Regions from separate parts of the Mus musculus genome. Here regions 1, 2, 3, 4, 6 and 7 are each linked to region 5. The links are chromatin loops, found by intact Hi-C in ENCODE. Cell type or tissue: heart. All regions are shown on one strand. Region 1 overlaps Cep152 (centrosomal protein 152). Region 2 overlaps Fbn1 (fibrillin 1). Region 3 overlaps Cep152 (centrosomal protein 152). Region 4 overlaps Fbn1 (fibrillin 1). Region 5 holds the start of Fbn1 (fibrillin 1). Region 6 overlaps Fbn1 (fibrillin 1). Region 7 overlaps Fbn1 (fibrillin 1).

Region 1 (4,000 bases), 70 kb after region 5:
GCTTATCAAATGATGAGTTCCTGGCTGTTAGCTTGCCTACTTACCTACATGCTATTTATGGTCTTGGTATGTATCAAAATATTTCACCATCAGTTAAAATTACTTAAGAATAATAAGATTAGGAAAGTGTATCCAAATCTAAGATCCCCTGTGGTAACTTCTGGAAGTAGTACTATAAAGGACTTTGCAGGGCTTTCCTAATGTGACTCTGCAGTTTAGCACACTGGCTGTTCCTCCAGAGGGCATGGGCTTGATTCCCAGCACCTATATGGGGCTCACAACTGTCTGGAACTCCAGTTCCAGGAGATCTGATGCCCTCTTCTGGCTTCTGTGGTAGACAGATGGAAAAGCAGGCAAAATACTCACACATATAAATTTAAAAATTTTTAAATGTAAAAGATGTTATTTGAAAACGTTAAAATCTTACTGCATCAAATGTTTACGCATTACCCTGAACTTTGCTATGCGTTAGAAGCAGATAGAGCAGCATCACTCCTGTCCTAAATTCTGCACAACTAAAACAACCGTCAAAAATCTATCAGAAAGACTGCCATGATAAAACGCTGGCAGGATGGCCCCGTAGTGAAGCACTTGCTGCACATGCCTGACTACCTGAGTTTCATCCCCGGACACCATGGAAGGAGAGCAGACTATAAAGGTGTCCTTTGACCTCCACTCGCACTACGGTCCATGTGTCCCTACCCTACCACTGCATGTACATATGCACACATATACACGGCAAACATAAAAATATAAAAGGAGAAACAATGGGGGAAATGGGATAAATGGGGAGGAAGAGAGGGACAATACAGAAGGGAGAATGGATAAATAACAATAAAATACTAAAGGTGTTTGAAATAACCATAAGGAATCATATTGTATATTTACCTAATACTATAAACATGTATGTATGCACACACACATAGCCACACACACACATACTCATACGTATCACAGACATATACACAATATAAGTGAAGTTATGATACACGGGGAGATAATGACCTCCCACAAGTCATAGATCTATCAAAAGCCCAGTACCAGGCAGAAGAAATCTTCTTTTGAGTTTTAGTTGTCAAGTTAGTCCAAGAGACTCCCAAAACAATACAGCTACTTACACTGCCCTTGGCTTCCTCCCCAAAGTTGAAGGTAAGTCCCTGATGCTGAAGACAACACACACTCTGGGGATTTGAGCTGGATCCAAACTGCAAGTCTCCTCCCTGAAAACTAGCTTTCTTAGTACCAGATGTTGATACACAAGCTGTCAAGGGAGGACAGCAGTCAAACCTCCTACCCAGCTCATCCTACAAACCACAATACTGAGCAACATGGTGAGATATTCCTAAAAGTGCAACAGCGCGCTACAATGTGGCAGTAAGGAAGAGCTCTGGAACTGGACCTGAGGCCCACTCAGCAGGAGGAAGCCATGCCCGGTGCTGTAACCTAGCCAACCACTGTGACTAGTGAGGTCGTGGATCTTAGAAAATCTACCACTACCACTTTCCTAAGCCAGGATAATTACTAACCGGTAAATGCCCATCCTTACATCCACAGATAAATGAAGCTCTTGCCTCTCCTCAAAGAATATCCTTTTGTAGAAGCCACAACTGCTCAAAACGCAGAGAACAGCTGCTTGTGGGGCACCCATTTCTAAATGATTCATCTGCAACACAGCTCCCACGGCTCAGGGAACATCACAGAAATGGGGAAGTCTGCTGAAAGATTATGTTTTCTAGATATGACAGGGAAGCTACACTAAGGAAATCTCCACAAGGCCTGAACATTACAATACCAGGTGACATACCAAAGTAGATAAGGTATGCCTCACAGGGCCCCACACCTAACCAAGAACTGTAGGCCACTAAGGAATGCAAAAGAGAGGAAGGGAAGGAGAAAGGGGTGGGGGAGGGAGGGAGAAAGAGAATGAATAAATTGGTCTTTCCCAGGAATGAGTGCTTTGACTATCCAATACTAAATGGTCTGCTCTTAAGTCAAATACACATCAGCAACACTAAATAGACTCAACAGGTTCCATTTATCTATTAGTTCACACACACACACACAAACACACACACACACACACACACACACACACATGTGCGCGCCAATAATAATAAAGTAAAAGGAAGGAGGGAATGAAGGGAGGTGCGGGAGAAGCTAAATGGTGTAACTGTATTTTAATTAAGAAAGAGAGAAACACTGAAGTAAACTGAAGTGAGCTGAATGCACACTCCCCAGTATTTACTATAGCAGTTCTCGGATGTAAAGCTCTGCTCCTCAACAGCTCGGACCGGCTGACTGGTTATGCAACGCTCTCTCTTCACTTTGTAAGAATCATTGTTGAATGGAAGGAAGCACATCAGGCTGGAAGAGGGTCTAAGTGAGCCCTGCCCCTGAATAAAACTGTAATCTAGACAGGAAACAAAATCAGTACCAGTTTCTGCTTCTGCTTTCAGCCAGGCCGAGGACTGAGCACAGCGTACAGAGGTGGAGTCAGGAAGGGGCACTGGGACCGCAGAGTCTCCTTCGCTACTGGTCCAGCTGACAGTGTCTGCAGAGCTCTTGACCACCTTTCTCTGAAATAAATTGTCTTCATACTTAATGCCTGGGGAAATAGCTACAAATAGTTGTTTAAAATCCCAACATTAAAGAATAAAGACATAGAATTCCAATATTAAAAATACAAAAAGAAAGCACTGCCTGTTAACAACCTTGCTTGAATGCCAGCAGTAACTAGGAGACATCTCTCTTATGAATAGCATCCTATGTGCCAATGCTCGGGCCTCCCTGTCTGGCTATACCACAAGACAGGAGACAGTGAATGGTATCAGAATCAATCCTGAAAATCTAGCACACTTTCACTAGTCACTGTGATATAAATATTTTACTTCCTAACATATTCAAAATAAGTACTTTAACATATTCTGTTCCTAGGTAGGAAAGACCACTTGGATGCCAGATTACAGACAGATGATGCTTACAGAAGTGAACCTATGGCACAAGCCCGTTCCTCGCTAGTACTGAAGGCTCTCCGTGCCCATCACTCACAGGTATTATACTAAGTTAAATGGTTATTAAAGCGCCAGTTCCAGATTTCAGACACCTAATAACTACCAAAGAAAAAGAACATGTGGGGTCACTATCTATCTTTCATTTGTCTCTGGAGGGGGACAGAAAGCACTGCCTCAAGTTTGCTTGAAATTCTCCCAAGAATATTTCCTTTTTCTTCTATCTATTAAGAACTATTTTATTAGTATCGTCTGATAAAATATTTTCTTAAAAATTGTCTTTCTCATTTCCTGCATCCTTTCCATCTTAGCAGGCTTTTTTTTTTTTTTTTTTTTTTGGTCCACTTAATTTCCATGAGCAATTCTAAATCCTGTGGGTTTAATAAGCTATAAATCAGTCTTTTGTATTTATGGAAAGTATATTGCAAAGGTGGAATCATTGACTGGCACTCAGTGTCCTGAGCTGTATTGGCTTCAAGAAGCAAATCACGTACTGCTTCTATGACAAACTGGAGATTAGGCGTTTCAAGTCATCTTCCTCAGGAATGGAATTTGACCCACCCAAGGACAGCTGTGAACATCTAAACTCTTAGCTGATTGTCTCATGTCCACAGCCACGAGCCAGATAGGTCACACAGATGAGCTCCCACTGCTTGTGCAATTCGAAGCCCTGAAAGAGCTCCAGATGAATTTTGCATTGACAGAAAATGAGAAGGCCTTGAAAATTTGCATTTTCACTATAGGAAAAGTCAAATTCCTGAGCATCTAAATAAGAATGTAATAAACATCTAGAATAACCACGAGCCAGTGAGGGTGGTGTTCCTTTTTACTTTTAAAGGCTCCTTGAGTCTTTTTTAAAACATTGGCATGATTCCTTCATCACCTCTACTCCTAAAACTGCTATTTTTCTTATTTTAATTCTTTGCCCCCAATATTCTCAATGAAGTATTAAGCAATGCTCTTGGGACGTGATCTCGCCAGTCATTTTTATT
Region 2 (4,000 bases), 94 kb before region 5:
GTATTGGTTTTTTTCTGTTATTATCCTTTGAAGGGCTGGATTCGTGGAGAGATAATGCGTGAATTTGGTTTTGTCGTGGAATACTTTGGTTTCTCCCTCTATGATAATTGAGAGTTTGGCTGGGTATAGTAGCCTGGGCTGCAGTTTGTGTTCTCTTAGTGTCTGTATAACATCTGTCCAGGCTCTTCTGGCTTTCATAGTCTCTGGTGAAAAATCTGGTGTAATTCTGATAGGCTTGCCTTTATATGTTACTTGACCTTTTTCCCTTACTGCTTTTAGTATTCTATCTTTATTTAGTGCATTTGATGTTCTGATTATTATGTGTCGGGGGGAATTTCTTTTCTGGTCCAGTCTATTTGGAGTTCTGTAGGCTTCTTGTATGTTCATATGCATCTCATTCTTTAGATTTGGGAAGTTTTCTTCAATAATTTTGTTGAAGATGTTTGCTGGACCTTTGAGTTGAAAATCTTCATTCTCATCCACTCCTATTATCCGTACGTTTGGTCTTCTTATTGTGTCCTGGATTTCCTGGATATTTTGAGTTAGGATCTTTTTGCATTTTCCATTTTCTTTGATTGTTGTGCCGATGTTCTCTATGGAATCTTCTGCACCTGAGATTCTCTCTTCCATCTCTTGTATTCTGTTGCTGATGCTCAAATCTATGGTTCCAGATTTCTTTCCTAGGGTTTCTATCTCTAGTGTTGCCTCGCTTTGAGTTTTCTTTATTGTGTCTACTTCCCTTTTTAGGTCTAGTATGGTTTTGTTCATTTCCATCACCTGTTTGTATGTTTTTTCCTCTTTTTCTGTAAGGATTTCTACCTGTTTGATTGTGTTTTCCTGTTTTTCTTTAAGGACTTGTAACTCTTTAGCAGTGTTCTCCTGTATTTCTTTAAGTGATTTATTAAAGTCCTTCTTGATGTCCTCTACCATCATCATGAGATATGCTTTTAAATCTAGGTCTAGGTTCTCAGGTGTGTTGGGGTTCCCTGGACTGGGCGAAGTGGGTGTGCTGGGTTCTGGTGATGGTGAGTGGTCTTGGTTCCTGTTAGTAAGATTCCTCCGTTTACCTTTCGCCATCTGGTAATCTCTGGAGTTAGTAGTTATAGTTGACTCTGTTTAGAGATTGTTCTTCTGGTGATTCTGTTACCGTCTATCAGCAGACCTGGGAGACAGATTCTCTCCTCTGAGTTTCAGTGCTCAGAGCACTCTCTGCTGGCAAGCTCTCTTACAGGGAAGGTGCGCAGATATCTTGTATTTGGACCTCCTCCTGGCCGAAGAAGAAGGCCCAAAACAGGACCTTTCTCAGACACCGTGTTGCTTTGGCAGTTCCCAGGTGGTACAGACTCTCACCTAAGCAGACTAAATTCCTAAGTTCCTTGGAGTCCCGGGACCAAGATGGCGACCGCTGCTGCTGTGGCTTAGGCCGCCTCTCCAGCGGGGTGGGCACCTGTCCTCCGGTCCGGAAGGTGGCCGGCTGTCCCCGGCCCACACAGGGTGCTGCCTCAGCGCCTCTGTGCTTCTGCCTGTTCCAGAGGCTGTCAGGTTCTCTGGCGCACCCTCTCACCTGTTCAGACTAATTTCCTAAGTTCGGCGGGTCCCGGACCAAGATGGCGACCGCTGCTGCTGTGGCTTAGGTCGCCTCCCCAGCCGGGCGGGCACCTGTCCTCCGGTCCGGAAGGTGGCCGGCTGTCCCCGGCCCACACAGGGTGCTGCCTCAGCCCCTCTGTGCTTCTGCCTGTTCCAGAGGCTGTCAGGTTCTCTGGCGCACCCTCTCACCTGTTCAGACTAATTTCCTAAGTTCGGCGGGTCCCGGACCAAGATGGCGACCAACTCTAGGATTTTAAAACAGAGTCTTTTGGCTGCTCCCGGACATTTAGAGGGGCACATCCAAGGGCACGCAGAGGAGTCGTGTCTGGAAGCCAGGCACAATCAATCTAGTGCTGCCCACCGCACACACAGATGAGAGCAACTCGAATCCTGCTGTCCTGAATCCTAATCTTTAGAATGAACACAAGGAACTGAGCCAAACTACTACCTAGTTGCCTCAGAAAAAGCATATTTTGTGAGTTTTATGAAAATACTGCAGTTGTCTAAAAAAAGCACCGCAGCCATCTAAAGGAAGCAGAGATAGCCTGCGAGTTTTCAGGCCCATCAGTTTAGAGTGGAGTGGCCTCTGCTCACTTCCTCCTCTTTCCTGCCAGACATCCAGACAATGGAAGAATTTACACAGCTGGGGGAGCAGAGGCAAAGCCAAAACCAGAATTCTAGGGGAGGGCAGAAGAGTACTAAGACAACATCTGGGGGCATTTAAAACAGTGAAGTCAGTTCTAACTTATTTCTGACTTGTTAAAAACAAACAAACAAACAAACAAACAAGCCCTAATGTAGCATGTCAAATGTCCAGAGGAGCAATTTTCTTTAGGTCAGTTAAGTGCAACCTGGAGCTCAGGCCTCTAAGAGTTTCAGATGAAGAGAAAACAACAACCACTACCTTGTTCGCTGTGTTTCTACAAGGCAGCGCCGTTAGGTACAGCGTAGCCCCAACACAGTTGCTACGCCTGAGCCAGAGCACACGGAACCACTCCTGGGCCAGAGGGGCCCGCTGGCCAGACAGACTTAGCAAACCTTCCGGACTCCAAGAATCTGGCTACTGAGGTTTCAGCTGTACCCGGAGGCAGGGGATGGGAGTTCTCAGCAGCTGAGCTGTCCCCCTCCAGCAGGGACTAAGGCATTTTCAGCAGCCCGGGCGTGGCCCTCTATTGAACAGGACTGTTCCTTGTTAATACTGCGGCTTTACCTTGACAAGCTCCAGTGCGGATGTTGGGAATGAAGCCGCGGCGGCAGGGGTGAGGCTGGGCAGGACACATCTCACAGGGGTGGCCCCAGGCTCGGCCCACGGTGGCACAGCAAAGTGTTTTGGTGCAGACAATCCCGCTGAGCTGTCCCTGGCACATCTGGTTGCTTACCACAGTAAAACATGGGCCTGTTCTGTAATCTGAAAGTAAAGAATAAGAGATTCGTCAAATCTCAGAGGAGAAAGGGCCGGCAGCTGTGCCCCATCCTGCAGGTCCAAGTTCAGACAAGAACTTCCAGCAGCTCCCACATCCTTGGCTCTGTGTAAAGTCTGAATAGACCTTTCCACCCCTAACTTCCATTTTCCTCACCTACAAAGGAGGGGAAAACATTGGTTCCTGTCCATTCAAAGATGCCCTTGTTAGGATCAGATAAATTTAGGGAAATTCCTTATAAGCCTGAATGTTGAGGGAAACACAGCATCCTGGCATTACTATCCAATCAGTTGGTCTAGAAAACACCTAGGTATCTGTATTGCACCAGACTTTCATGTACCATTGTATTTCAGTGGCATGAAATTCATGTGTCAAAGGAACATATGAACTCCATGGTCATTGCTATTGTCCATAATTGCTAAGAATGGAAGCTACCCGTGTGTCTGTCAGCTAATGAATGAACTGTGGTAGGTATGTTCCACTAAGTATTAGTCAGTCATGAAAAAGATAGAATCCCACCATTTGAAATCAGCGGGGTTTTTGATTAACGATAAATTAATTAGGGAAGCACAGAGAGGCAAGTGCCACAGCCTGTCATTCCAAGGTGGGGTTTTAAACGTTACCAGGCAGAAGTTGCGAGTAGAAAGAACAGTGGTTCCTAAAAGCAAACAGGGCGAAGGAAGGGCTGGGGAGAGGTTATCGCTGAGTACCTGTTAGTCAGCACAATGGTTGACTGCAGATAGCACTAATGGAACGTGCGTTTCCAAAGCTAGAGAAGAGTACACTGAAAGTTCTGTCAAAGAAAAATGCTAAATGAAGCAGACATGTTTAGACTGATTTAATATTTGATTCATGTGTGTGCATCTGCATGTGTGTGTGTGTGTGCGTGCTCGCGCTTTTAAGGGGACACTCTCATGCCACGGCATGCATGTAGAGGTCAGAGTTGTGGGCATCTTCCACCATGCCCATCCCTGGTCAAACCTAGGCTTGGC
Region 3 (4,000 bases), 88 kb after region 5:
ATCAGACACAAAAAGCTTTCTGTGTTTTATGTTTAAAAAGAATTCAGTATATGGACTCTGACTGTTGGGGGTCAGTATAGTTTTCCTAAGATCTTTACATAGTCTATAATAGACACACACACAGTATGTGTGTGTGTGTGTGTGTGTGTGTGTGTGTGTGTGTGTGTCCACAGGAGGGCACCATAGTCCATGAAGCTGCCCAACAAGAGTGCTGGGAACCAAACTCAGATCCTCTGCAAAAGCAGCTGCACATCCTTGGCCGCTGAGCCACCTCTCTAACCCCACTCCAATCTTTCTTTTTTCTTTTTTTAATTTTTTATTAGGTATCTTCCTCATTTACATTTCCAATGCTATCCCAAAAGTCCCCCATACCCACCCCCCCAACTCCCCTACCCACCCACTCCCACTTTTTGGCCCTGGCGTTCCCCTGTACTGGGGCATATAAAGTTTGCAAGTCCAATGGGCCTCTCTTTGCAGTGATGGCCGACTAGGCCATCTTTTGATGCATATGCAGCTAGAAACAAGAGCTCCGGGGTACTGGTTAGTTCATAATGTTGTTCCACCTATAGGGTTGCAGATCCCTTTAGCTCCTTGGGTACTTTCTCTAGCTCCTCCATTGGGGGCCCTGTGTTCTATCCTATAGATGATGGTGAGCATCCACATCTGTATTTGTCAGGCACTGGCATAGCCTCACTCGAGACAGCTCTATCTGGGTCCTTTCAGTAAAATCTTGCTAGTGTATGCAATGGCACTACAATCTTCCTTAACCACCCAGTTGGTCAACTGGAATGAAAGGCATATCTGATCTACACCCAAACACTGCCTAACGCAGTATATGAGCAGTCTCCTGATCTCTACCATGTAGTAGCCTGGAAATACCACAAAACAATGTGCTTTGATTGTTTGTTTTGTTTGAGACAGCGTCTCACTATGTAGTTCTGGAGCAAGCTGGCCTGAAACTCAGTTTCTGCCTCTTGGCAGAAACCTGTCTCTGCCTCTCAAGCGCTGGGATTAAAGGTGTGTACCACCACAGCCAGCTTAATTTTTAATAGAAACAAATGTTTAAATGTAGATGATGCTCCAAAGTACTACAGTTATATGTGGCTCCACATAATCAAACTTTTAAATATTCATGTATGCCTCATAGTTCTATTACCAGTAAATCCCACAAAATCTTACGCATCTTTTCAAAAACAAAAATGAATAACCATTCTCTCTCTCTCTCCATAGACCTCCCAAGGCATCCCAAACATGCTTTCTAACTTTACAGACTAATTCCAAGTTCTATTATAAAGATCTGGGAAAGAAGAGTCCACGCAGTATTTGAAAGTCGATCACTCATTATATAATACAGTCCAAATTAGAATGTTTAATAAAAACAAACCAACCTTCTAGCTTCTACACTACCAGAAGATGCTATGCAGAATGCTGGGGGGTCGGAGGTGGGGGTATGGGGGTGAGAGGAAGTCAACAGTCTCACTCAGCTGGGAACGCTGGGAACTAAGATACTGATTCATATGCCAAGAGATAGATGCCCACATGTGGCACAAATGTCATGGGTGTAACCAAGTTTTCTTTTAATATCACAAAAAATTGGTCCCTCAGAACATCTCACATATTTTGACAGGATTTGTTAATGAACAGGACTCTCACATAAGAACCAGGGGATAAAAAAGCAGCAGTCAGATTAAAACTTCCTTCCTTCCTTCTGGAGAAACGGATTACACTCCCTGCATGCCTTTCAAACTTCCGCTTTCTTTTCTTAATTATCAATTCATTTCTGCATTATTTTTCTTGACAGTACAAATGTTCAGTTTGTCAAAATGAGGAAGAAAAAGGCTGCTCTCAAGCTCTGACTGCAGGAGCTTCCAGCAGTAACTCTGACCCCTATCAGTCATGAAGTGTAACTTCATTTCCTAAGAAATGTAGGAAATGTGAAACCTCAGAGCGCCACAGACTCCCCTACCTTCATTTTCCTCGAAGATGTCAGCTAAAGAGCACTGAGGTGGATATCAGACACCGGCATGGAAGCACACTCCCACAATCTCAGTGCTCAGGGCCGGAAGATTACAACCTGAAGGCTAGCCAGGATTACAGAGTAAAACCATCACTAAATCTAAAAGACACATCTCAGAAGTAAGTATCGACCAGTGCTCTCTACCTCATTTCCTCAGAGACCAACCGTTGTAAGAACAGAACAGAACAGAACGCGCTCAGGAGCAGAGCTGCTAAGGGGCCTCACAGGAGGTGCCTGACAAAAGGCGCATCCCCTCTACAAAGTCCTCCTTTCATTTGTGAACAAAGAATTTAGCCTAACTGGCATCTCATTTACTAGGTGCCTAAAACAAGCCAATAAACAGCCTATCTATCAGGTGGCTTTTTTTCCTGTAAGCTTTACATCTAAGAGTCAAATAAACCCTAAGAAACCAAAAACGTAACTTCCATCTATAAGGCGCATGTCTCAAGGGGGCTTCTTACGTGTACAGGTTGCAGGGTCTCACCTCCATGCCGCTGTCACCATCCTTGGATTGCTGGAAAGCTTCCATTGTCTCCCGGCACTCTCTGAGATCGCTCTGCAGCTGAGACACCAGATGTCGCTTCACGGAGTTGCTAGTCAGCAAGCGCTGGACTTGCGTTTTCAGCTTCAGGATAAGCTCATCCTTCGAAGGGTCTTCATCTGGGGACTCCTGCTGTGTGACCCTGATGGGGAAACTGCCCGTTTAGCATAAAAGCAAGAAACAAATCAAAGACCCATAAAGCCCTAGCCACATGTGGTCATGGTTTCTATCCCTTACAGTCACAGCATTTTGAACTTTCTTTCTGAACATTTTGTTTCTTTGTTTCCTATGCTTCATACACGCTAGGCAAGCATTCTAACACTGAGCTAAACGCTGCTAAAGGGTTTGGAACTTGGGGATTGGAGAGATAACTTGGTAATGAAGAGCATGTGCTGCTCTTTCGGAAGGCCTGGATTCAATTCTCAGTACCCACGAGGGGGCTCACAACCATCAGTAGCTCCAGGGGATCTGATGCCCTCTTCTGGCCACCAAGGTCACCAGACACTCATACAAAGCACATACAAACATACAGGCAGAACACTAATACACATAAAACAAAAATAAATAAGTTAGAACTCGGTCATACACAAGGATATCACCTTTGCAAAAGCAAGCTCACCCCCCCACACATGGCATGTTCCCCCTTGGTGGCATGCTCCCCTTGGTGGCATGCTCCCCTTGGTGGCATGCTCCCCTTGGTGGCATGCTCCCCCTTGGTCTTTCTGCCTGACACAGCTCACACTTGTGATTTTTGGTATGTGTCATACTAATATTGAGCAAGGTGATACAGATATTAGGAAGAAAAAAGTAGCAACATCAGCTATCCTAACCAGCAACTGCTCTTCTCTCTTCCAGCTGACCGACCCAAGAGCCTGGGTGGACCCCGGCAACCTCCAGAAAACTGAAACAAAACCAAGCTTCTCTAGACTCCGCGTTCTCCTCTCTCCTTGTCCATTGCCTTTCTCTGCAGTAGTAAGCACTGGACCTAGTGGCCTGTGCATGCTACCCAGGTGCTCTCCTGCTGAGCTGGGTCCCAGTCTCGAAACTCAACTCTAGTTTCAATAAACTTAAGGCTTAGAATAAGATTCTAATTTTTTTAAAGTCATTTTATTAGTGTGTGTGTGTGTGTGTGTGTGTGTGTGTGTGTGTGATATGATAAGACCTCTGCCCTTATAAACTCTTAGCAGCTATGGCTGCCTGAAAAGACCTGCACAACCCAGCCACAAAGCCTTCGACCTACAGTTTGTCCTGCCTGCAGAGTATCTTAGGAGTGGAGCCTAGCATTATCATCAGAGAGACCAGAGAGACTCCATCTAGCAACTGATGTGAGCAGATGCTGTCCCATAGCCAAACATTAGGCAGAATTGGGGGGGGGGGGGGTCCTGCGGAGTGGGAGGAAGGATTGAAGGAACTAGAAGGGTCAGAAACACTGCAAGAACATG
Region 4 (4,000 bases), 100 kb before region 5:
AGCAGGGCATTTGCACTCAAAAGATCCAACGGTATTAATGCAATTTCCTCCTTGACACATCCCTGGGATGGCCTGACATTCATCCACATCTGTCAAATTTGGGAAGAGAGAAAGATTCGTTGAAGAAGAAAATGTAATAGTTGATCCACAATTATATCACCATGTTTATGTCAAAGGGACCCACCACAGCTTTCAGGATATGACAGCAACTGTTATAATACATTATGTAAATAACTAAGTTGTTAACATAGCTTAGTCAATAATGCTCAAGGAGAAGCCCTGTCTTACCATAGGCAGAGGAGGTCATTCTACTAAATGTGGGGCTTCATCATACACAGCCGAGTAGAATATACAATGATTAAAATGACAACTTTTACTGTGTCCTTTTCACCTTCAGATTGCCAATAATAATCAAAATTATCTAAGACATCCTTCAAAGGCAAAATGTGATGCACGTTTAAAGATAAAGATAAAGCTATCTTGAAGTGTTTCAGTCACACAAAATTTATTTGAGATGGCTGAGATTGCCATGTGACAGCTAGTGTCTTCATAATGTATTTCCCTTATACCCTCTGGAAAATCGTCTTGTGCAGGAAAAGTTCATCAGGGCCAGAAACGAGATCTGTGCTGGAGAATGTGAGGGTTCAGCGGTAGATCCACCCACAAGAACTCGTACCAGGGATGACCTTTGAAAGCTAGGATCATGTCCCTCCCCATCACCACTAATTCAGAGAAAGCCTATGACTGTTCACTAGTCTATGGCTACTGTGATAGCAACATCCAGCCCCTGGTACTCACCACCAACCATCCTAGTAATGAATGTGTTTTATTCTTCAACAACATGGGCTTCCCCGAAGCAGACTCAATCCACCACGCTCAATGCCCTTTCTAAGGACCTAGAGACTAGCCTCTGGTTCTATATATAGTCCTAAATTAACCTTTCCAACAGAAACCTCCTCCTCCTCCATGGTGTTGGCTGCCTGGATTCCATTGTGAAGACAATGTATACAAGTGTATTCTCTCAGTTTCTTCATTTGGAAAATACTGATTCAATAAAGATCCCCAACAGGAGTTAAGGATCTTTATCTTAGACTGTCTTGTAGACATAAGTGAGCACAGTACCCTCCCTAGGCCCTGATGGTATGAGAAGCAACAGAGCGAGTGACATTTCCAGGCTCTTACCCTATGCTGCTGGGAAAAGTCACCCCACAATTAAAGGAGAACCAGAGGAGAAATATTTGTTTCGGAATAGAAGTGTCACCGTTTTAATAGAATGTTCTGACCCACCAATGACTATACTAAAACAATTGTGATTATATTCTACAGCCAGTTTCATTTTTATTTTAGATCAGGGTTTTTCTGAATGTTTATTAAAACATGACTTGAAATCACAATTTTAAAGTCAGAGAGGCAACTCTAGATAGTCTTGTTGATCATGAGTTTTAGCCAATATGAAGGCAGTTCCCCATTGACCATGAACTCCCAGACTATGCCTGTACATCTGTGTCTAACAACACATTTGCCCACAGCCTGCATCTGGCCCAAGGGCTAAAAACACCAGTGAGAGGACACCCTGGCTACATATAACACTTCGAGAACCTCCTCCAGCAAAAGAAAAAAGTCCTTTTTGCAAGTGACCATATAAGCTGCTATTTTGAAGCCATGAGTTTTTGCCAAACAAATGTTTAGTCTTCCCCACCTAGGTGTTGATGGACAGTCAAGAAGGGACAGGAAGTAAATCTGGGGGAAGTCCAGACTGTACGAGAGGACTATCGAGCTGAGGAGAATCTATCTGCCTTCCCTCTCTTCTCCTTCCATGTCTCTTTCTTCTGCTGGTTCCCAGACCTCTGACCGGAAGCTCACTGACAGGAAGCTCACTGACAGGAAGTGAGGGTCTGTCTCCCTAGTCACTGCCAACAGCTCATGGCTATTAGCAACTTCAAAATACAATGACCAACAAATTCCTCAAAACTCAAGGAGACTTTCTAAGAAGGAGGGGGAAAAAAACGACATCAAAAGAGACGCCTGCTCAGATCGGTCCTTTGCAACTCTAGGATTTTATTTTTTTTTTTTTTTTTTTTTTAATTCGGTATTTAGCTCATTTACATTTCCAATGCTATACCAAAAGTCCCCCTTACCCACCCACCCCCACTCCCCTACCCACCCACTCCCCCCCTTTGGCCCTGGCATTCCCCTGTACCGGGGCACACAAAGTCTGCGTGTCCAATGGGCCTCTCTTTCCAGTGATGGCCGACTAGGCCATCTTTTGATACATATGCAGCTAGAGTCAAGAGCTCAGGGGTACTGGTTAGTTCATAATGTTGTTCCACCTATAGGGTTGAAGATCCCTTTAGCTCCTTGGGTACTTTCTCTAGCTCCTCCATTGGGAGCCCTGTGATCCATCCATTAGCTGACTGTGAGCATCCACTTCTGTGTTTGCTAGGCCCCGGCATAGTCTCACAAGAGACAGCTACATCTGGGTCCTTTCAGTAAAATCTTGCTAGTGTATGCAATGGTGTCAGCATTTGGAAGCTGATTATGGGGTGGATCCCTGGATATGGCAGTCTCTACATGGTCCATCCTTTCATCTCAGCTCCATACTTTGTTTCTGTAACTCCTTCCATGGGTGTTTTGTTCCCACTTCTAAGGAGGGGCATAGTGTCCACACTTCAGTCTTCATTTTTCTTGAGTTTCATGTGTTTAGGAAATTGTATCTTATATCGTGGGTATCCTAGGTTTTGGGCTAGTATCCACTTATCAGTGAGTACATATTGTGTGAGTTCCTTTGTGATTGTGTTACCTCACTCAGGATGATGCTCTCCAGGTCCATCCATTTGGCTAGGAATTTCATAAATTCATTCTTTTTAATAGCTGAGTAGTACTCCATTGTGTAGATGTACCACATTTTCTGTATCCATTCCTCTGTTGAGGGGCATCTGGGTTCTTTCCAGTTTCTGGCTATTATAAATAAGGCTGCTATGAACATAGTGGAGCATGTGTCCTTCTTACCAGTTGGGGCTTCTTCTGGATATATGCCCAGGAGAGGTATTGCTGGATCCTCCGGTAGTACTATGTCCAATTTTCTGAGGAACCGCCAGACTGATTTCCAGAGTGGTTGTACAAGCCTGCAATCCCACCAACAATGGAGGAGTGTTCCTCTTTCTCCACATCCTCGCCAGCATCTGCTGTCACCTGAATTTTTGATCTTAGCCATTCTCACTGGTGTGAGGTGGAATCTCAGGGTTGTTTTGATTTGCATTTCCCTGATGATTAAGGATGTTGAACATTTTTTCAGGTGCTTCTCTGCCATTCGGTATTCCTCAGGTGAGAATTCTTTGTTCAGTTCTGAGCCCCATTTTTTAAGGGGGTTATTTGATTTTCTGAGGTCCACCTTCTTGAGTTCTTTATATATGTTGGATATTAGTCCCCTATCTGATTTAGGATAGGTAAAGATCCTTTCCCAGTCTGTTGGTGGTCTTTTTGTCTTATAGACAGTGTCTTTTGCCTTGCAGAAACTTTGGAGTTTCATTAGGTCCCATTTGTCAATTCTCGATCTTACAGCACAAGCCATTGCTGTTCTGTTCAGGAATTTTTCCCCTGTGCCCATATCTTCAAGGCTTTTCCCCACTTTCTCCTCTATAAGTTTCAGTGTCTCTGGTTTTATGTGAAGTTCCTTGATCCACTTAGATTTGACCTTAGTACAAGGAGATAAGTATGGATCGATTCGCATTCTTCTACATGATAACAACCAGTTGTGCCAGCACCAATTGTTGAAAATGCTGTCTTTCTTCCACTGGATGGTTTTGGCTCCCTTGTCGAAGATCAAGTGACCATAGGTGTGTGGGTTCATTTCTGGGTCTTCAATTCTATTCCATTGGTCCACTTGTCTGTCTCTATACCAGTACCATGCAGTTTTTATCACAATTGCTCTGTAGTAAAGCTTTAGGTCAGGCATGGTGATTCCACCAGAGGTTCTTTTATCCTTGAGAAGAGTTTTTGC
Region 5 (4,000 bases):
CCCAGAGTGAAAGATCTCCCTCGCTCTCTCTCTCTCTCCCTCTCTCTCCCCCTCCATATATATATATATATATATATATATATATATATATATATATATGCATTTATATTGGCATATATATGAGCAATGCCATCACAATAGATACTAAGATGATCTTGTGCAGCAGAAATAGATTTTTGAAAGAAAGATGCTGAACCAAACAAAGGCCTCTTGAGAACATTAAAATCAATTTTCCACCCATTTACTGAACTCTTATCAAGTCAGGAAAAATGCACCCCTAGAATGACAAGAAACTTCAGCATGTGCACTCGCTTGAATCATTGAGCAGGCTCTTCCAAAGGACAGAACTGTGGCCGTTTATTTCTATCTTACCACTTCTAATAGAGACTCCAACTTAATCTCAGAGATTGTCCTTTTTAAACGATTAAAAACTCTTAGGGGAATTATTTCCATCTCCTTCAGCTCCGGAAACTGCCAAGCCTTAGACAGCCAACCTGACCGATTTAAGTCATCCCAGCTGCAACACTAGGGCATGGGAAGCTGATAGTACAGGGCTTTCCAAGAAGATACCGCATGAACACCCATTTAGAGCCAGCCACAGCTGCATGCAGAGCTCACGCAGGCCGGACACTAGTGTTCAAAACCCTCTGCCTTACAAACTTCCAGGGTAGGTGTCTGAACGCGAGTGTACAGCTCTGGTTTTCATGAGAATGACTTAAAGGAAGGACCATCTCCTGACCACGCATCTCATCTCAGTCTCTGGATTCTTCCCTTTCAGCGATGCCTCCCAAATAGCTGATGCCCACACGGGAAAAGCACTTCTCCCTGCAACTGGAATTGGTAAGCAGCAGAAGCAGTGGGCTTCTCCCTTTCTCTGGGTTTCAGCTCCTCCCCTTCTTCCACAAGGAACCATTCTCGCCTCCCCAAATCTGCTTCAACAATGGCCCAGGATTCCCTCCAGCCAGGACTTCTCCTCTGGGCCAGGAACAAGGCGAGTTATCTGAACAAGAGTTGATGACCGAGTAACTTTGGCACTTCCAGGCTGTCTCCCGGGGATCTCACCCAGGGTCCTCTACGGGCCAGAACCTGCCCTGTCAGTTGCTGTGGATCTTAAAGTCCCAAGAAGGGCGAGGGGAGGCACACCGAAGCAGCTGGGAGCTTCCCTTACCCTTTCAGCGCATCGTGTCCTCCGCCGCCTCTTCTCTTGGCCCGATTGGCTCTGGTCTCCTTCAGGCTCCCAGCCTCCAAATTGGCGTCCGCCCCATGGCTCGTGTAGGACTCGAGGAGCAGGGCGAACGCCAGCGCGACCTCCAGCAGCCCTCCTCGCCGCATGGTGCCGCCGGCCGCCACTCGCTCCGCCGCCGCCGCCGCCGCCGCCGCCGCGCCTTCCAGCGGCCCGAGTCTCCGGGGTCCCGCTGTCTCACTGTCCGGCTGTCCTGATGCAGAGAGGTCCCCGGCCTGGGTCCTACAGCTTTCTTCTCCAGGGACTGCTCCCACTTCGGGTAGTCCCTGCCTGTCCTGCAACACAGACAAGTCCCCAAGGCGGGGAGGTGAGACACTCAGGGCTCCGGGATGCTGAAAGCTCGCAGTCCCCGGTGCCGAGCCCAGACCGCGCGCCGCCTGCGCGTGGCGCAGTTACTCGGAGGAACGAGGACCACTCGATCCCAACTAGCTGCAGAGCCAGAACCCGGCGACTGGCATCCGCGGACCCTGTGGCCTCGCGGCGCCAAGTACCGTGTCCCTAGGGAGCCCAGGCGTCCCGCGAGCGGACTGCCTACACGGTCTTAATGGCACTGATTGCGCGCGGTGACGGCTGACGCCCCAGCTCTCCAAAAAGGGTCCTCTCCGCCCACATACCGGGTCATGGCCAACCCCGCCAGTCCCCTGCATCCGACGTGGAGCAGGGCACTGCAGTCCCGGATCTTGCAGCTGTCAGGCAGAGAGGGCCAGCTGCAGATGCTCGAGACATCCCCTCACCCTGCCCGGCCTCCTGCCCTGGATGCCGCGCAAACGGCCCTCCAGCCACCCGCCTGCCGCCCGACCCTGGCGGGACCCCATGAGACCCACTGGACTAGCGGCTCGGACTCTCAGGCGGCGGTGGCTGCTCTGCTCCGCAGCTGTCCCAGCTGTGGCCGCCTGTGGCACCCACAGTCTCTGCCCCAACTCTGCGGCCCCCTCCTTTCCCACCTCTTCAAGTATCGTCCGCGCAGCGGTTTCTCGCGAGAGAAATACTTTTTTAAAAAAAAGAAAGAAAGAAAAAGAAAATGACACCCTCCCCACCTCCCCCCATCACCACCCCACCCCCGGCCCCATCTATCCTCCCTTTCCACTCCCCTCTGCCAGCCACCGCCCGGACCCGGGCCTCCCTCATTCGCAGGATCAGTGCCCTGGGAGGAGGCGGAGGTGATCCAGTCCTGCCTGGCCTGGGATATTCCGTCCCAGGGTGGGGAAGAGAGGGAATGGGAAGAGGTGGAGTAGCGGTTTAGACCGATCTGCCTGCGGCTGAGAGGTCCAGACCCGAGATTCCCGCGATCAGAAGCACGGAGAGCTGGGCCACCTGCGCGGAGAACGCATGCTGGACACCTTGGCCAACGAGGCCCAGGAGGCCCTGGCTGGAAAGGGGCTCTGTGGCAGTGGCCCTCGCTTCTCAGCCCAGTCTTCTGCTGTCTGGCTGGGAGGAGAAATTGTAGGCTCCGAGGCTCAGGCAGGGCTTGTGGTGAGGCCACCACCACTGAGCCAGCCAACAGGTTAGCGGCGGCGAAAGGGGCATGCCAGTGTCAGGAGCCCGCTGGAGGAGCAATTCTCCCGAGGCTCAGGTCAAGCTACTCACCTAGGCTAAATGAAGAGGCTGCGAAAGTCTCAGTCTGTGATGTGGGGGCCTGTGATTTGGGTTTCAGACAATCCTCCCGCCCAACTCTCAGTTAGGAATGGGGTTTCCTAAAATAACCCTATTTTCACATGTGTACACACTATACAGAGAGCACATACACACACATGCATGGGATTGGGGTGGGGTGGGGGTGTCTGAAATCCACATCGGGCTCGACCGCAGGGACCAGGGACTCCAGTCACCAACTGTCACTTTCCACACAGTTACCCTAAGAATGCACGCATCTTGTTGACCCGGATTTTTCTTGTTTTCAACATCTTGTGCCCGGATATGAGATTATAGAGATCGAGGCATGTTATCAACTCCATCTTCTTTTCAAAATGGACCACGCCTCATGATAATGGACTCACTGCACTGCTTCGATACCTGAATAGGAAGACTTAAACACTGATTTAAATTCATAATTATTTAAATATATTATCTAGTTTAATTGAGGTCTTACTTTCAAAAAAAAATCCTCTTAACAGATCCATGAACTGGAGATTCCGTCCTACATCTTCAGGTGAGAAAAGAGGTATTCATTCGAGGGCCAGGAGATGGCTCTGAGCAAATAAAGCACCAAGCCTGGTAACGTGCGTTCTAGCACCAGGAACTACCTGGCAGAAGGAAGGAAAGACTCCTGAATGTGTCCTCTGACCAACGTACTCGGCATACGCATGCGCACAAGTGAGCACATATACTCCAAATGTCGTCAAATAAAGAACCATTCATTGAAGAAGTAGCTATTGAACACTTGTGCCACCTGGCCCACGGATGAATCAGAATCACTTGCAAGTAAGCCAGGAGTTTCAGTCCCTTTGCACAGCAGGTGATCGACAGGGAAGGCAAGCTTGAAACAAATAGTAGCTCATATGTTACATGCCAACAAACACGGGGCACTGCTTAGATGATGTATGTGACCATGACTAGACATAGGCTAGGGCCAATAGAGGAGGCTTCCCTGATAAAGTATCATTGAACCCTTTTAAGGCACCATGGCGACTTAGAAAGAGCAAAAGTTCTTAACTATAGATACACAGTAAGTTCTAGGAACTTAAAAAGAAATAGGCAAGGACCCAGTTTTTTAAAGTCTGTGGTGGACATTGACATGGCTATTTTTCAAAGATCCCC
Region 6 (4,000 bases), 150 kb before region 5:
AAGGCTTTGGTACCATGGCATAGGCAGCAGATGTGAGCACTCAAGCCAGGCTTGAGGATGACACCTGCTTCCTGGTCAATGAAGACCTGCCATCCTGCAAACCACCACCACAGGTATGGCTGCTCAGCTGTCGTCCCTCCCCATTATGACAGAATGTCCCTTGAAGTCACAAGTCAAAATAAATCCTCTTCCTCCTCAGTTGTTTCTATTGGGTGTTCCATCCCCACAAGAAAAGTAATGGAAGCCCGGCAGTGGTGGCGCACGCCTTTAATCCCAGCACTTGGGAGGCAGAGGCAGGCGGATTTCTGAGTTCGAGGCCAGCCTGGTCTACAAAGTGAGTTCCAGGACAGCTAGGGCTACACAGAGAAACCCTGTCTCAAAAAACAAAACAAAAAACCCCAAAACAAAACAAAACAAAACAAAAAACAAAAAGAAAAAAGAAAAGTAATGGATATAGAACTAAGACAGACTTTAAGTAGAAAGGACTAGAATTCTGTCTTGGGATTTTTAAATGTTCAGAGAAGGCAGAGATTAGACCCCACAGCCAGTAAAAGGCAAAGCTAGGGTTAGCCTGGACTTGGTTTCTCTGGCGACAGACACTTCCCTTGGGACAGGGATGTGTAACTAAGATCCTTAGTTTAGTAATTTCAGTTTTATTTTAAACTTTCTTTTAAAGACTTAAATGTTGATGCGACTCAGATAAACATCCATAAATCTCTTTTACTAAGTATAATTTCACAGTTAATCTGCAATATAATCCTCTCCAGTCTTCTCTTTATTAGCATATATTCACTGTATAAAATGGATCTGGTTATAGTTTCATACATGTATATCATGTCCTTGGACCATATTCAACCCCTAATTATCTCCTTTTTTTCTCCTTTGTCTAGTTGTCTAGTGGTCAAAGATACCACTATTTTCATATGCCTTTACCTTTTCCCTTAATCTTGCATTTAAGATGAGTACTTCTTTTGATAGAGGAATCTCCTTTAGTCACTATTACTAAGATTTAATATAAAATTAAAATCCAAGAAAATATTTTAAATTTTGCCCTGTTTTCAAGGTGAAAGAAATTCTAGTTGCAAGAGGGTGTGTGTTGTGAGCTTTGGGAGACCTGAGAACAGTGATTCAAGGGTCATAGTCAAGTCTCACGTTGTCAATACAATGGAGCATATTAGCTAGCTTCTGTTTTCAGTGAGTAAGACGCAGGTGAGAAAGAGAGCGGGTGATACAGTGCAAACACATTTCGGAGTTAACAGCGTCAGCGTGAGTATGGATGCACGTATGCGTGTGCACGCACACACACACACACACACACACACACACACACACACACACACACACAGACTCAGGCATACAACTCTTGCTAATTAACTGTTTCCATGGCAGACTTGGGCACGTGGAGGGGAAACTGAGCCATAAGGAAAACAAGCAAACAAAAGCACAGCACTGAAACGCTCTTCAATAGCATGAGGGAAACAGCACAGGTCTGCCAAGAACGTCTCTTTCTGTACAAATGTTCCCTTTTCTCCACAAGTTTGCTCCAGACAGAAAATTCATTTTTCAGAATAAGTGGAAGCCAAGCAAAGCAAAGAAATTCAAATTCAGGCTGACACTGCAACCTTCTTAACCCCACAGGTCCTCTGTCACAAAGGCTCACACAGGTCCTCTGGACATGGCCCCCCTGAAGGGTCAGGGTGAGCGGCAAGCAGACTCCGTGGCAGGACTTCGCCTACGCGCACAAATCTGCCACACAGGTCCGAGATGCATATTGAACTTCTGTAGCCTCCACAGCCACCATACAGAGAGAGAGCTTGCCACCTACAAACGCCTGTCTTTCTGCCCCTAGATAGCATCCGCCCCATGGATCCTGAGCCCGTGTGCTGGCACATAAGCAATCTCTAGAATTAGGGGCTGAGGAAGAGGGCATGACAGCTTAAATGCAAGTGCTACTTGGATTTCTTAATTTAGGTCAAAATTTGAGCCAAGACTATTAACCGAAGAGAACACCCATGGAGTTTCCACAGGCTGACAGCCAGAGCAGGAAAATTAGTGGTGATAAGAAAAGCAGGAGGAACTGCCCGGCTGCGGCATGGAATAGTAGGACTCTGAGACCAGCCAGAAACAGTTCTCATGTGAAAGGAAATCTTGCTTTTTTCAACAATTCTGATTTTTATCCACTGGTTATGTGATCATGTGATGCCAGGTAGGTTCTAAAAATTAGCTTGTGAAAGTGAAGACCCACTTGGGTGGCACCCGGCAATGACTTTATCTTCTTCCCATTACAGTTACTTAGAATGAGCAGCAGAGGTCACAGGAAAGCTGTGACCCCACCCACTTAAGCCAAAGACAGAGGATCCGCGTCCTAGGTTCCAAGCAAACACACATTCTCTCTCCATTAAATCAGACATTCCCTTCAGCAGTATCCACAGTTTGGACAAAGCTTAACAAGAAAAAAAAAATGAAATGCTTAGCATCTGTGTGGGCTGGGAATGCGAGTCAGTGGGTGGATTCTTAACGCTGCTGATGTGATTGGGAGAAGAAAACATGTTTATTTGTTAAAATGGAAACAATCAGTAATGACAAGGGAGCTGAAATATTTAGACAGAGCTGTAATAGAGCCCAGAGGGTGATTTTAGTTCTCATGAAACAAAGTCCCTCCTTAGGAAACAGCATATGTGTTCTTAATAATTGCTTCCCAGGGTACTCATTTAAAAATCTATCCAAATAAGCAGGGTGTGCATGTATGTGGTGTGTGTGCATGCGGGTGTGTACATGTATGTGTGTGTGTGTATGTGGTATGTATATGCATGTGTAAGTGTGTGCGTACATGTGTGAGCATGTGTGTGTATGTGGTGTGTGTGCATGTATGTGATGTGTGTGTGAGCATGTGTGAGTGTGTGTGCGTGTGAGTGTATGAGTGTGTGTGTGAGAGTGTGTGTGCTATGACACAGTTGCGACATTTCTTTTTGCTGTTACTTGTAGTGTGTCTTGCTTATCCACTTAGGCAAGATAAGTATCTCAGTTTACACTAGTTGTCTGGGACATTATAAACACTCCTCCTTAACGGGACCATCACCAAGGTGACCTGACGGTGCTCGAAGCTATGAGTAATACTGACTTGAAACCAGTCTGAAAGAGACCTAGTTACATGAAATAAAAAGACATTTTGGCTGATTTTTAAAAATGTGTTTTCAAGTGTGTGAGGCTTGCCAGTTCCTGTCTGTGTAAGTCATTTCCGGTCCAGTGTGATACCTTTGGCTGCTACTAACAGGGTTATTCCCAGGGGATCTTTTCTTCTCACCCTAATGCAGCCCCTCCTCCCATAGGTTACTGCAGAGTTCTTTGCCCAAGGGGGTTGTCTGGTTAAAGTCAGATGACTCTGATTTGTTTATGATCACAGACCAGTGGGAGAACCCAGAACACAATCGAGGAGTCTTCTCTTCCAGACATGAATATCATAAACTATTCTACTGTGATATTGCTCACAAAATGTGGGGCATCTTCCTACAGTGCTGGCTGGATATTGTCAAACTGAAAAGTAATTTTAAACTGCAGTTGAAAAAAATAGGAAGGTATTGGCCCTTCTGAAAACAAAACAAAACAAAACAAAAACAAAACAAAACAAAACAAAACAAAACAGAGTTTCTCTGGGTATACTTCTGTTCATTGGGCTTACTAATAGGTGACTTCTGTGCTGTCACATTGGCACTGACTCAGCCAGCCCACAATGAGTATGTCCTGTCCCCCCAGTCTTTGCATCTCTGCAGATTCAATTATAAAAAATTTCCCTTTAAAGATGGATTTCCACGCATGTGTGGCAAACAGTTATATTGAGGTCTCAGTAGACTTCACGTTGCCTCTAGGCATGTTATCTGAAATAGCAGTAAGCTCCTGTACATCATATCTATCATATCTACCTGTAATGACACAACAATAGCATAGACATAACCTGTCGTCATGGTGAAAGACCTAAAATAACCAGCTGCATGTTCACCAG
Region 7 (4,000 bases), 130 kb before region 5:
ACACAGCCTTTCCTGGTAACATAGGAAAGCAAGGCCCTTGGATGGTGGCAGAAGGCTGGCAGGATGAGGCACATCCATGCTGCCACTTACCTGAATTCTGTGCAGGACACGGCTGGCAGGGTTCCCCAAAGGCATACTCAGTGCTGGCACAACAGCATTCCGATTTGGTAACAGCACCAAACAACGGCTTCACGCACTGGCCTCTCCTGTATCCTCCATAGCATGTGCTCCGCATGTGTGTGTCTAAGTGGGAGGAAGGAGCCATCGTTGGACTGTCGTTTTAAACAGATAAAAACCCCCACACTGAAGCCAACGCTGCCTTTATTTCTCCACTGCCCTGTTCTAAGCCACAGAGAACGCCTGTGTTTTCAGTGCTTGACAATGAGAAAAAAATCAAAACTAATAAAAAAAATAAACCTCCAAAAACCCATTAGGGTCCAGAGCAGTGGGGACCAATGGCCAGCGTCAACCAGTTTCCTCTGGTGATCGTAGTAGAGCAAACTGTGAGGCCCTTAAGTGCTGCGATTATTTTTCATTCATTTTTGTCTTCCTTAGGCATGCACAGAGCAGGAACTTTATAAACACTGCATGAAGGCAGGATCTTACATGGTGATAAATAAGACCTTTATTAGAAATGGGGCTTACTCAAAAATAAACAGGCAGTTATTGAATGTCTAAATTGGGTCTACTTTCCAAAAGGGAGAAAGTTTAATCTGTAAAAGGTTCATTATATAAACCTGCAGATGTTGGTCAACCGAGCTGTGTTATCTTTATCTCTAGAGGAGGAATTTCCAGCTTCACCCAATCCTCTCCTAAATCAAAGGGCTTACTGAGTATCTTTTTAAAAAATAATTTGGATAAAAGTCTTGTTATTTAACAAATCTCAAAGCCGTGAAAAACTGTCATTGCATGCTTATGAATTATCCACATTTCTGTGGCATCATTCACTTCCCTTGGACATTTAATTCTCTATTAAAATGCACACCATAAAATGGTATACATGTACAAACCAGTTCTAAAGACTTTTATCCACAAAAGAAGGTGGCAGAAAATCAAAGACAGCTATATAGTTGGGGCAGAAAAGAGAGAAGAGAAGGTGGGGCCTCCCCAGCCTCTCCTTTACTTAACATTATCTTTCTATTCCTAACATGAGTGTCCAACTTATTCAAGATGAGAAATGGATTTGTTAAATCATTGTTCACTAGAAATCACTGTATCTCACCTGCTAGGGTAAGACACATTTGTAATTGATAAGCATTGATGATTCTGGGAGTATTGATAATAAACCAGGCTGTGGCTTTTTTTCTTACCAACACACACACGTCCGTCTAGACCCACAGCCAATCCGGGGAAGCATTCGCATCTGTAGGAGCCATCCGTGTTCACACAGCGTCCGTTCATGCAGATCCCAGGTGTCTCACACTCATTGATATCTGCAGCATGAGGAAGCATTTCATTAACACCATTGAACAGTTCATTATGGTAACACTGGAACATGGATACCGTGGAAAATGATACTCTACAACCACAGTGGCATGCTAGTGGGATGCTCGCTCAGTGTTCTTCCAGAGACAGGAAAGAGAGAGGTCAGCCAAGCTTGGGACTTTTCTATTAAAAGCCATCTTAATAGAACCCTCCCGAGATAGCTGCTAGAAAATACAAGAACACAAAAGGCAAGCAGAATTGGTGTAGGGAGGAAAATGACCACTAGAAGGCAAAGGATTCTAGGCAACACATCCCACTGTAGCCATGCCTGGATCTAGCTTGATACACACTGCATCTTTGACTGTGCAGGGAAGCTTTTCCTTTCTGCAGTCAACACCCAGGTTGGCACCACTGCTAGTACCAGCCTCTCCTGAGACCTCTGGGACAATTAGCAAGAGGCAGACATTAATTAAATGCCAGAGGGAGCACTACAGAGAGAGAACGGAGAGAAATACAGGGTGACTTTGATGACATCCCTTGGTCAGTACAACACTCAACGACACTAGAAGTTTGGAAAAAATCTTTTTAAAGCACTGCTGAGTAATTTTAGTATCATATGCATATCCTTAAGTACTGTCACTGGGTTCATATTAACAATAGTAGAGAATTCCCCCATTAAGAGTAGAAAGGGTACCCAAACTGAGTTTTGAAAAAACAAGGATGCTCAGAACCAAGTCACTTTCCAACAGTTCTTTTACAATATACAATAGAGTATGCAATTATTTCCTTTCCCCTGGCCTTAAAAAGGCAAATTGAGAGTGAAGCACCTCTGTGTTTTACTTAGCTTGTGTTATTTGGCATAAAATGCATCCTGGTGGTCCAAGACTTCATGTTCAGACTGTATTAAAAACAGCAGTTATATTTAAGAATGTGAACTCAGATTGGTTCATTTGTTTCACGCATCTTTTTGGTCAAGCAGAGACCAACAGTATGACAGTGAAGACTCTATTCTAAAAAGCAGCCTGAAAGGCTTCATAGTGGAACATGAAGTCTTTCAACTGGCAGAGGCTCTGATAACAAGGCTCTCAGCCATCCTGTGTTTGTGGCTTCAGGATGACAGATGAAGAGAAAAATCTCATCCCACAGCAAGAGAAACATGACACAAGGAAAAGCAGCATATGGTGGCTCCCTTCTCCCCCTCTCCGAAGTGTGTTTATTTGAGCTCTGTACACTAGGGGAAAACGATGAGGCCAATGATACAAACTGATCTCCCTCCTCTCCCTTCCCCCTCTCTTCCTCCTTCCCTCTTCTCCCTTCCCCCTCTCTTCCTCCTTCCCTCTTCTCCCTTCCCCCTCTCTTCCTCCTTCCCTCTTCTCCTTTTCCTCCTCTCTTCTTCCTTCCCTCTCTACAAAATGCTGAGTCCAGGTGAGCAACTATCAGTTCTTCCACACGATTGAGTCAACAACACTATTTACATAAAAGACACAATTTCCATGATCACCAACGGCTTCAGAGCCTACATTCATCTTTGAGGTCATAACGTCCTCTGAAACAGCATAATTTAATGCCAAGAGGCTGCCACCTCGGTCACCACACCTCAGCTTTCCAAATAGCCCAGTAATCAGTCACGCCCTTCCCATTTCTTTCCCCCATGTACAGTATTTAATTTGCACACCCTGACACTTTATCTTACTGCAGAATGTCACAAAACTCTCTTCTCCATGTCAGCTCCTCCTGGCACAGAGTTCAATGTGTACAGAAACCATTTTCCTACTTCAAACTTTGAAAAGAGTCAACTGTTTGTTCTCTACTGAAGATGGATTTTCACAATATTACAAGCCACCAGTGTGAAGGTCACAGGGGATGCAGGTCAACAGCCAAGAGCTGGAAGCTCTTTAAAGGTTGGAGAAAGTGCACACCTTGCCAAGAACTGAAGATATACAAGGCTTTCTTCCACGGTACCTTCACCAGAGCTGGAGACTGGGGACAGTCAGCAGAGGTGCCCTGTGACTTCATCCTGCCTTTGCAGTGTCCTGGGCTACATTTCTGCAGCAGATGCTGTAAACAGAGGCTCTTGGCCACTTAGTAGACACCCTGGACTGACACTGCATATAAGGATCTGAGAAGAATGACTCCAGTTGGTATCTTGCATCTACATGTAACAGCTACTCACTCCTGACGCTATACAGCAGCGAATAGGAACAAAATTGTCTCCAGCAACTCTTGTTAGAACCCCATACAGCACAAATGGAACTTCCAAGTTTTGCTTACAATACTTGAAGCAATGAGATTATTTTAAAAGTTATCAGGCTACCCTGACTCCTGGTTTATTTTTCTGCTTTGTCCTTTATCTTCCTCTCCTCCTCCTCCTCCTCGCCCTTGACTTACATAACTTGGTAAAGCCTAAATTCATTGTTGTTTCTTATGATAGCTAGATGAACCAGGAAGGGATACAGCACCACAAATAAGTCAGCCCCCCCCCCCCCCCCGCAGGGGAAGATGGGATGAGTTGGGTGAAGGGAATGATCAAGAAGCATCATCCCCAGCTGGAAGGAAAAGGCAGAACTCAGCTTTA

What was found. Hi-C counts contacts between places; a loop is a spot of excess contacts. Peaks named below come from ENCODE experiments on the same cell type or tissue, not always from the same donor. Only the 100,000 strongest peaks of a DNase experiment are listed, where the experiment ranks them.
Region 1: it touches region 5 in a loop (2.0-fold over the local background); 2 of 42 quality-filtered maps call a loop at or near these places.
Region 2: a loop joins it to region 5, with 2.7 times the contacts of the local background. A loop is called at or near these places in 3 of 42 quality-filtered maps.
Region 3: it touches region 5 in a loop (2.6-fold over the local background); 8 of 42 quality-filtered maps call a loop at or near these places.
Region 4: a loop joins it to region 5, with 2.0 times the contacts of the local background. A loop is called at or near these places in 2 of 42 quality-filtered maps.
Region 6: a loop joins it to region 5, with 2.6 times the contacts of the local background. A loop is called at or near these places in 2 of 42 quality-filtered maps.
Region 7: it touches region 5 in a loop (1.9-fold over the local background); 3 of 42 quality-filtered maps call a loop at or near these places.

What each region holds. Positions count from the first base shown.
Region 1 is chr2:125,574,280-125,578,279 of GRCm38, forward strand. Cep152 (centrosomal protein 152) reads right to left here. Exons shown (of 28, transcript NM_001081091.1): 22 at 2,435-2,576. Among named protein-coding and RNA genes, the nearest start is that of Cep152, 49 kb to the right of the region's middle. In heart, no CTCF peak of the experiment used is centred here; DNase peaks (open chromatin) are centred at 2,412 and 3,592.
Region 2 is chr2:125,409,809-125,413,808 of GRCm38, forward strand. Fbn1 (fibrillin 1) reads right to left here. Exons shown (of 66, transcript NM_007993.2): 7 at 2,798-2,995. Among named protein-coding and RNA genes, the nearest start is that of Fbn1, 95 kb to the right of the region's middle. In heart, no CTCF peak of the experiment used is centred here; DNase peaks (open chromatin) are centred at 2,203 and 2,803; H3K27ac peaks cover 511 bases.
Region 3 is chr2:125,592,372-125,596,371 of GRCm38, forward strand. It overlaps Cep152 (centrosomal protein 152), which reads right to left. Exons shown (of 28, transcript NM_001081091.1): 13 at 2,502-2,700. Among named protein-coding and RNA genes, the nearest start is that of Cep152, 31 kb to the right of the region's middle. In heart, CTCF peaks have their summits at 1,879 and 3,034 (motif pointing left); no DNase peak of the experiment used is centred here.
Region 4 is chr2:125,403,141-125,407,140 of GRCm38, forward strand. It overlaps Fbn1 (fibrillin 1), which reads right to left. Exons shown (of 66, transcript NM_007993.2): 8 at 1-89. Among named protein-coding and RNA genes, the nearest start is that of Fbn1, 100 kb to the right of the region's middle. In heart, no CTCF peak of the experiment used is centred here; a DNase peak (open chromatin) is centred at 1,811.
Region 5 is chr2:125,504,272-125,508,271 of GRCm38, forward strand. It overlaps Fbn1 (fibrillin 1), which reads right to left and starts at 2,167. Exons shown (of 66, transcript NM_007993.2): 1 at 2,068-2,167; 2 at 1,169-1,518. The coding sequence starts at 1,332. In heart, a CTCF peak has its summit at 1,588; DNase peaks (open chromatin) are centred at 1,260 and 1,980; H3K4me3 peaks cover 2,891 bases; H3K27ac peaks cover 2,630 bases.
Region 6 is chr2:125,353,392-125,357,391 of GRCm38, forward strand. All of the region lies in intron 32 of Fbn1 (fibrillin 1), which reads right to left. Among named protein-coding and RNA genes, the nearest start is that of Dut, 110 kb to the left of the region's middle. In heart, a CTCF peak has its summit at 2,292 (motif pointing right); DNase peaks (open chromatin) are centred at 2,020 and 2,380; H3K27ac peaks cover 463 bases.
Region 7 is chr2:125,377,697-125,381,696 of GRCm38, forward strand. It overlaps Fbn1 (fibrillin 1), which reads right to left. Exons shown (of 66, transcript NM_007993.2): 16 at 1,311-1,433; 17 at 91-243. Among named protein-coding and RNA genes, the nearest start is that of Fbn1, 130 kb to the right of the region's middle. In heart, a CTCF peak has its summit at 1,712 (motif pointing right); no DNase peak of the experiment used is centred here.